Linked DNA regions of Homo sapiens: region 2 is linked to region 1. Evidence: read pairs that join two places in POLR2A ChIA-PET (ENCODE). Cell type or tissue: B cell. All regions are shown on one strand. Each heading gives the region's core, and the rest is flanking DNA. Links, peaks and the distances in the headings are about the cores only.

Evidence for each region. ChIA-PET counts read pairs that join two places held together with the same protein. Peaks named below come from ENCODE experiments on the same cell type or tissue, not always from the same donor. Only the 100,000 strongest peaks of a DNase experiment are listed, where the experiment ranks them.
Region 2: POLR2A ChIA-PET joins it to region 1 with 5 read pairs; 15 of 35 experiments call an interaction of 5 or more read pairs at or near these places.

What each region holds. Positions count from the first base shown.
Region 1 is chr10:104,126,134-104,132,625 of GRCh38, forward strand. SFR1 (SWI5 dependent homologous recombination repair protein 1) reads left to right here. Exons shown (of 4, transcript NM_001002759.2): 4 at 1-250. It overlaps CFAP43 (cilia and flagella associated protein 43), which reads right to left. Exons shown (of 38, transcript NM_025145.7): 36 at 5,983-6,063; 37 at 5,198-5,351; 38 at 3,755-4,172. The coding sequence ends at 4,006. Among named protein-coding and RNA genes, the nearest start is that of SFR1, 7.2 kb to the left of the region's middle. In B cell, for the core only: CTCF peaks have their summits at 1,445 and 1,649; a DNase peak (open chromatin) is centred at 1,498.
Region 2 is chr10:103,909,810-103,912,309 of GRCh38, forward strand. It overlaps STN1 (STN1 subunit of CST complex), which reads right to left. Exons shown (of 10, transcript NM_024928.5): 3 at 718-813. Among named protein-coding and RNA genes, the nearest start is that of STN1, 7.1 kb to the right of the region's middle. In B cell, for the core only: no CTCF peak of the experiment used is centred there; a DNase peak (open chromatin) is centred at 1,482; H3K4me3 peaks cover 763 bases; H3K27ac peaks cover 2,289 bases.

The sequences.
Region 1 (6,492 bases), core at 16-2,515:
TTTGTCAAAACGACATTTAAGTCATGTTTAAAAAGTCATTTGGGCAGTTCTGGAAACTAGTTTTAATACATTTGTTTTTTATGACAAAAAGTTTTATTTTAAATGTTAAAAATTGTCCAATCTGGTGAATGTCTAACCCTAAAGTTTAAAAATTTCTGCCTCCTAAGTTTATGTACCTTGTTTCCATCCATTTACCACATATTTCCATCTGATAGTCTAGCAGGTAATTAAACTTATATGTCCAAAACCATATTCTTCCCTGTCTCTTCAAATGTGTTTTGCATATTCATCATTTAGTGAAACAACCATCTATTTCTTCTTCTTTTTTTTTTTGAGACAGAGTTTTGCTCTTGTTGCCCAGGCTGGAGTGCAATGGCACGATCTTGGCTCACCGCAACTTCCGCCTCTGAGGTTTAAGTGATTCTACTGCCTCAGCCTCCCGAGTAGCTGGGATTACAGGCATGAGCCACCACCCTGGCTAATTTTGTATTTTTAGTAGAGACGGGGTTTCTCCATGTTGGTTAGGCTGGTCTTGAACTCCTGACTTCAGGTGATCTGCCCGCCTCAGCCTCCCAAAGTGCTGGGATTACAGGCATGAGCCACCACACCCGGCTAAACCATCTACTTCTTATAAAACTACATTTCCTTATCTCCCACCCACATGAAGGTATCATGGCATATAAGGTTCTTCGCATTTGTTTGCCTTTCTAGCTTCATCTGTGAAATGGGTTAAATTTAGATTGGTTATTCTATTTATGAACCCACCTCCACAGGTTGGGTTTCTGCTGCCAAATTATACAGTTGTACCTATCATTTTGGCCATATATGGAGATAGGACCCAAACTGGGCCAGTCTCTGAAAATTTGGAATTTAGCTCAGGAAAAGAAAGCCCATCTCTTTTTGTGACTGCAGCTGTTGTATATATACCTGGAAGCAGCAGAGCTGACATGCTTAAGGGCAGTGAGTGTGCTTACCGAGAAAGGCAGAGGTGATAGGAGAGAATTTTATGGATCAGTGGCTTCCTGGTTTTAGTTGCTAGTCATTCTTAAGAGCTTTCTGGATTTCTGCTTTTGGGTCCTTTTAAGTGTTAAAACAGCTTTACTTAGCTTTTTCAAAAGCACTTCCCTACTAGTTTAGCACTCCTCTGAACCCCCCTCAAGTACATCCCACTTTCAGTCCAGTCCCTCCACATAATCTAACCAGTGTTGAATGGTTGGCACAGCAGGAGACGCCAGGGCCCTGCTTTTGTGTCCATTCTAATTGTTAGTGCCATGCCAGTAAACTCTTACCCTGCCCACATACACAAATTCCTGTGCCGCTGGCCTTTATGAATCTGAGGAGACTGGCCCAGACATCATATGAGCTGCCTCTAGCACTGGGATTCCTAGATGGGCACCCCTGTGGACTTCTACTGTTCTAGTGCTTATCAGCCAGCCTCTTATCACTGCTTGCTGCCAACCAGGGGCCTAAATGTGGCAGGGGAAATGTTGCCCCTTGTGGTGGTGCTGGCATTTTGTAGGTCATTATGGTATTTCTCCAGATCTCAGAGGCTGCAGCTGCCCACTGCTGACAGGCACATCACCTGGAGCCACCCATATATATACACTTGGGGGAAATACAGCATCAGCGAGACTCTGGTTCTGGGAAAGCTTAGGGGCATGGTAATGGGGATTTCCAGGGCATTGACTGGGTGCTGAGGTTCCAACAGCACAGCAGCTGCTCTGTTGGATTTAATGGGATGCTTTTATTAAAAACCACTGACTATGACAGCTTTACTTATAAAAATGAGAGCTAATACAACATAGCACTTGTTTTTAATTTTAAAAAACTAGAATATTCCAGTTTTAAAGAAGAAGAAATATAAGATAGTTATTTCAAAATTAAGAGGTTATTTAAAACTCCAATGGCAGAGCCAAGATTTGAAGCCCAGGAATAGATCCTATAATTTTAATTCCTATGCATAAAGCCATACTGTGTCTGATCCAGTTAATTATATCACTAGTTGATAATATAAATAATATTTTAAAGGACTATAAAATATGAATATATTTGCTGTTCAGCAGAAGCTGAGAGGAGTCAATACCATGAACAGTATTAAGAGAGGAGTTACTGTGCATGACCCACATGTCCTTCCAAAGCCCCAAAACCAGAAGGTATCTCCCGTTGAAAGGGCTTCTGGAATAGGGCTTGATGGCAAGAGGTGCCCACTAAGCCCCACTCCATCCATGCCTCAAAGTAAGGCAGTCAAGCAAGGAACATTGCCAGAGTCAACAAAGGTTGATGACTAAGAAATAGAAATGATGCCGGCTGCTTTGTTAAGACCTGGGAATCCACAGAGCATTATCTAGTGAAATTTGTGGCACTACTAGCAAATGGAGTCTCCAGACAGCTAACTTAGGTGAAAATGGAGTTTGTGTCACCAGAAAAGATTGTAAAAAAAATCAAGTCTAGTACATCTATGGTTGACTCAAACCAACAGGACAGAGAACTTCTGGCAATACCATCTTAAGTATAAAGTATTTGCACCCCTACCCTGGGGTCTGTCCCCACAACTCTCATCTCAGGGATAATTTTGAAGGACCCCAGATGTAGGAAATGGTACCCATGGGCACTTCCCTACTGAATACGCCAAACTGACTACTTCATGAGTCCGTCTAGTACAAAGGAGGGGAATCATCAAAGTGTTGGTCCTATCATTTCCCTTACCATCCCCATCCAGCACAGATCACTATGTGGGTGATCAATTACATCTTCTAAAGATTTATTTTGCTAAACAGAAGATTTTATAGTAGCTCTCTTGCTTTATCTACATCAGTGTATATTGGATATGGTACTGAGGATTAAACTTAACGTTGAGTTCATAAATTGCAGAACAGTGAGACAGTGACATCACTTGGAGATTGTGGTCCATGATCCCTGTGGACAGCAGTCCACAGGTTATGGAAGGGCAAAGCAGTTTTATGGCCAATTATTCATCTCATTATATAATTATCACCATCTAAAAGTGATAAACTACTTCATGGAAATAAGAAAGTATTTTTCTGTTGGTTAAACCCTATTGGGTAAAGCACAAAATTGAATTTTCTATTACAACATAAAAGAAATGTAGATTATGTCTCTAAAGTATGTTGTAATTTTCTTCTGAGATGGAGTCTCGCTCTGTTGCCCAGGCTGGAGTGCAGTGGCACATTCTCGGCTCACTGCAACCTCCACCTCCTGGGTTCACACCATTCTGCTGCCTCAGCCTCCCCAGTAGCTGGGACTACAGGCGCCTGCCACCACCCACCACGCCCGGCTAATTTATTTTTATTTTTATTTTTTATTTTTAGTAGAGATGGGGTTTCACCATGTTAGTCAAGATCTCCTGACCTCGTGATCCACATGCCTCGGCCTCCCAAAGTGCTGGGATTACAGGCGTGAGCCACCGTGTCTGGCCAAAATATGTTGTAATTTACAAATGATACAAGGCTTGGAAAAAGCTCTAACAATTTGTCTTGTTCTCATTGGTGCAGCAGAGAATAATCTAAATACTCTCGTAATTTTTTTCTGATTATGAAAGAAATGCTTACTGAAGAAAATGAGAAACAGAAGAGCATAAAGATAAAAATTACCCATAATCTCATAACTTTTCTGACAGTTTCATAAAATTAGAAATGCTAGTTTGGCAAAGAATTTCTTTTTAAGACTTTCTATACCATAACTATGAAAATATCTTTGATCCAACTCAGATTAAATGAGTAAAATAGATCTTGAATACTTTCTGACTTCAAGTCTTGTTTATTCTTGAATAAAAACAGCAATTCATGGTATTTTACACATTTATTCATGCAGGACAAAAATTTGTATACAATTAAGGCTAAAATTAAACAATTTTTTATCTAAAACATGCAACTCAGAGGACATGCTACTTCAATTTCCCAGTAAGAAAGAAAAGGAAATCATTTTACCCAAATGAAATGATTTTTTAAATGATTGATTTGGCCTTGTGTTTTCCTGCCAGCGTTTTTACATTTGAACAAGAGCAGGAAATGTTTTCATTCTTAATCTTTCAACTTCAGTCTGTAGTATTGAAATCTGTTCAGCTTGTTGTTTTGAAATATTTGTTAACTTCTGCTGTTGCATCATGTTTTCATACCGTTCTTTGACAATCTTTTCACAAGTCAGTTTAGACCCTATCCCAAAAATGAATAAAGGAATTCGATTATTTATCAATACTTTCAAATACAGAAGCAGCACTCAGAATCATACATGTGGAAGAAATGCTGGTAGCAAAAAGGCATATGCACTTGTATGTTTACAGCAGCACTATCACAAAAGCAAAGACATGGAGTCACCCTAGGTGCCCCATCAACAGTGGACTGGATAAAGAAAATGTGGTACATATACACCATGGGACACTACACAGCCATAAAAAAAAGAATGAAATAATGTCCTTTGCAGCAACATGGATGTAGCTGGAAGCCATTATCCTAAGCAAATTAACACAGGAACAGAAAACCAAATACCACATGTTCTCACTTATAAATGGGAGCTAAACAGTGGATACTCATGGACATAAAGATGGTAACAGGGAACACTTGGAGGCCAGGTGTGGTGGCTCACACCTGTAATCCCAGCACTTTGGTTAGCTGAGGTGGGCGGATCTCTTGAGCTCAGGAGTTCGAGGCCAGCCTGGCCAACATGGCAAAACCTACTCTCTACAAAACATACAAAAATTAGCCGGGCATGGTGGTTCCTGCCTGTGGTCCCAGGCACTTGAGGGGGCTGAGGTGGGAGGATCAATTGAGCCCAGGAGGTGGAGGTTGCATTGAGCCAAGATCATACCACTGCACTGCAGCTTGGGCAACAGAGGGACACCCTGTCTCAAAAAAAAAAAAAAAAAAAAAAAGAAAAGAAACACTGGGGACTACTAGAGGGAGGAGGCAGGGAGGGAGGAAGGGCTGAAAAATTATGGGGTACTATGCTCAGTACCTGTGTGACGGAATCATTCCGTACCCCAAACCTCAGCATCACACAATATACCTAAGTAACAAACTTGTACATGTACTCCCTGAATCTAAAATAAAAGTTGAAATTATTTTAAACAATGTATTTTTAAAGAAATGCTGATAGCTTTTTAACTGTTGTATACATTTTAGGATTACTGATTACTTTTAAAGAAACCTACAGTTGGTTAAAGAAAAAAAAGCATGCTTACCCATTGCATTACAGATGTCTTTTCTCTCTGAGACAGCTACCAACTCTTCTCGTAGATTGCAGCTTAGGGCATAATTTGCTATATCTTTTTGATTGCTGAACTTTCCAAGTTTTTTGAGTAGTTTCTTGCAGTTTTCCACATTCTTTTTGTGCATCTGAAATTTTTGTTCCCATGACACCCCACAAAATTAATTTTGAAAAATGTAATTTATCCTATAAAGACATTATTCTTATATTTTAAATACATTATCATCATTAAGATAACATCTTACCGCCATATCTGTAGTGCCTGGCATAGTAGGCACTCGAGTTATTTGTTGAAAGGTAGAATGGTATGTTAATAACAAATTTTAGAAAAAACATTTTGTATATTCTTAAACTGAGAGAATATTTTAAAAGCTTGAGATTGCTTTGTTTCTAATATATGCTACATAATAAAAACTGACCATTTTTATTCAGTGATGATTAAATAAAACCTTTCCAATGCCAAGGAAAGACTACCAACACTCCTATTACATAAATCCTAACCTAATGTAAAATAGAAAATCCACTTACACTCAGATATGTCCCCAGGGGTTAATTCTAATATTAAAGGAAGTGCTTAATTTTATTTCATTAGTTGCGGTTGCAAAGATACTACTTAGGGACTTTTAATTACCTCATGAATACTAGTAAATAACCAAGATTTTATTAGGGTCTAGGTAAATTCATGATTTGAAACACTATTACTTTGCTCAAATGATTTACAACTGTTAGGATATAATAACCAACGTCTTTGAGACTTACCTTATCTAAAACAGCAATGGTTTGTTCCATTATTCCAATCTGAATACTAATCAGAGCCTCATAGTTTGGTTCATTTAGGTACTTTGAGATTAAAAAAAAACATGTAAGGATATTTTTCTCTCTTTCAATAGATGACTTTATAAAGGTTGTTTTAGCTTTGAAAGTTACTGTTTTTCATAACAAATATCTATGCAAGTTAAGATTGATTTGGCTTGGCCAGGCGTGGTGGCATACGCTTGTAATCCCAGCACTTTGGGAGGCTGAGGCAGGTGGATCACCTGAGGTCAGGAGTTCAAGACCAGCCTGACTAACATGGTAAAACCTTGTCTCTACTAAAAAATACAAAAAATTAGTTGGGCGTGGTGGCACATGCCTGTAATCCCAGCTGCTCCGGGAGGGTGAGGCAGGAGAATTGCTTGAACCCAGGAGGTGGAGGTTGTAGTGAGCGGATATCACACCATTGCACTCCACCTGGGCAAAAAGAGCAAAACCCCATCTCAAAAAAAACAA
Region 2 (2,500 bases), core at 1-2,500, 220 kb before region 1:
AGGTTTGGAATTTAAAGTTAAGTTTCCCACAAAATATCTAGCTTGGGCTCTTGATTATAGAGAAGCTTGGAGTTGTACAAGGCAATGTATTAAATGCTTAAAAATCAACTCAATGAAAAAAGAAAGACCTATTACACTAAAATCACATTTGAGCAATTCTCTGGTGTCCAAAATATAGAAACCCTTTATTAAGCTTCCATCATGAGGGAAAATAAACTTTCTGATAATGGGTATTTACCCCTTTGGGTATCAAAAGGCTTTTTGTTAACTGTTCTGGATATAAATATTTTAAAATTATTTTTCACATCTTCCTGTGTTGTTAAAGAATCTACTTTAACATTAATCTGGTCTTCGCTTTTTAAAGTGATCCACATAACCACATATTACCACGCTTTGCTATTTACAGATATACCCTTTGGCATCAGGTGCCCCCCTGCCCGTCCATCGATGCTCATAGGGGGCTGTATTTTAATTCTTCCACTTCTTAGCACCTCAGCAGCTGTCACTTCACTGAATTCATCAGTATCATTCCTACCCGTTGCCTCATTTTATTCTTAGCCCGTGTCTGGGGCTATAAGGGGCACCCCATAGAGAAAGTACATGCCCTTAGTGAGGGTCCCCAGCTACTCTAAATGGCTGGGGCTGCTGAAATCCAACTTTCAGCCCAGAAGGGTCAGCCTTCTACATCAACTTCATTTCAGACACAATTGTTCTTACCTCCATAACTGTAGAAAGCATCTCTTTCTCTCACTCCAATGACAGTTCCCAAGACATCTACCTGTTTTATTGGATGTCCATTGTACAAAAATACACCTAAAATTTAAAAAAAGCAAAGTCGACATAATGTATGATTACATTTTCTGCTTCAATAAATCTTAACTTGTAGGGGGGAAGGGAGTGTAAAAAAATCAATCCATGCTGTTTGCTGAAATTCTAGACTTAAGAATCAGTCCTTGACAAATGACAACGCCCCAAGAAATTCCAATGTCTTTTCCTCACAGGTCCTAAGTAGAAAGCTTGGCATTAAAGCTTGCACTAGACGGGAGAAAACCAACGCTGTCCAACTAGATTTGGTTAATGCACCCTGTTCTGAATGCTCACAAGGGGCCTGAAAACAGTCATTATACTGGGGGACCAAACACAGGACTATATTTGAAGCAACTAGAAGGAAAGAGAGAGGAAACCATGAGAAAGGCTTCTTTGGCTTTTTTTTTTTTTCAAACAAGTGCTTTTCTAAGAAACCAGTCATGATTTCTTTGAACTGGCAATAGCATTTTTTTTAAAAAAAAACAGTAAGTAGGTTACAAAACGCTACCCTTTGGGGCCAGGTTACAACCCCAAAACTTCTCTTTTTAAAACTCTGTTTTCAAAACCTAGGCTACAGATGGTGGCAGGCAACTTCCTGCCAGAGGAGAAAGCTGAGAGGGGGAACCTACCCACTGATACCCAGAGGCTTTTTTCTGACTTGGGGCCAGGACACAGAGGGGCTGCTCAGAGCAGGGAGTCCCTGATGGTCCCAGGGCTGTCCTGGCTCCTGCAGGTCTTCCCTTCTGCCTGTCCCCCAATAACCTAACCCGAGCTCCCCACTTCACCTTAAGCTACACGCACTGTGTTCCTGTCACCTGCAGCTAAAGAGTCCTGCCCAATCTCTTTTCCAGCCTCTTCCCCCCGCCCCCATGACGGCTAAATTCTTTACTTTCAGAAACAGGTTATAAACTTTCATATGGTGATTTCCTTTTTCTTTTTTTTAAATTAGACATGGGCATCTCACTTTGTTGCCCAGGCTGGTCTTGAACTCCCGGCCTCAAGCGATCCTCCCACCTTGGTGTCTCAAAGTGCTGGGAGCCACCACACCCAGTCAAGTCCTTTTTAAAATAAATATACGAATTCTAAATTAAGAAACAATGATCACCTCAGGCATTTGGCCATTCTTCCCCTCACATCAAGCATAGTCACAGCTTCTATTCTGTCCATTCATGGGGGGACCTGTGGCCTGAATCCCGACGCCCCTTATAACCCCCAGACTGGCCTCTGCTGATGGCTCTGTTTCCCTTGTAGACAAAGGGACTGAGAAAGAGTCCAAAGAATGAACAAGGAGCTTCTAAGCCTCAGTTACAGAGAGACACCAAGGGAGTGAGACGTGGTTTTAAGAAATAAGAGGTGGCAAATTTAGCCAAAAGCAAGACCCTCTCCCTCCACAGAGGCACGCTTCAAGAGATAACCTGGTGGTTGGAGATTGTCCTCAGGACCACCTTGCAGGCATGAGCTGAAGATGGCAGGAACAAGGAGGGAAGGAGCCTGGGTCACTGTGTCACCCCCAAAAAGAGAGTCACCTCCATCCAGGAAAACTTGGATTGAATGGAGACAAAGTGGTTCCAGTCTCAACTCCTGGTCTCAAGCAGAAGCCCAACTAATTTTTAAAATTTTTCATAGAGATGGGGTCTCTCCCTGTCGCCCATGCTGGCCTCAAACTCTTGGCCTCCCAAAGCACTAGAATTAT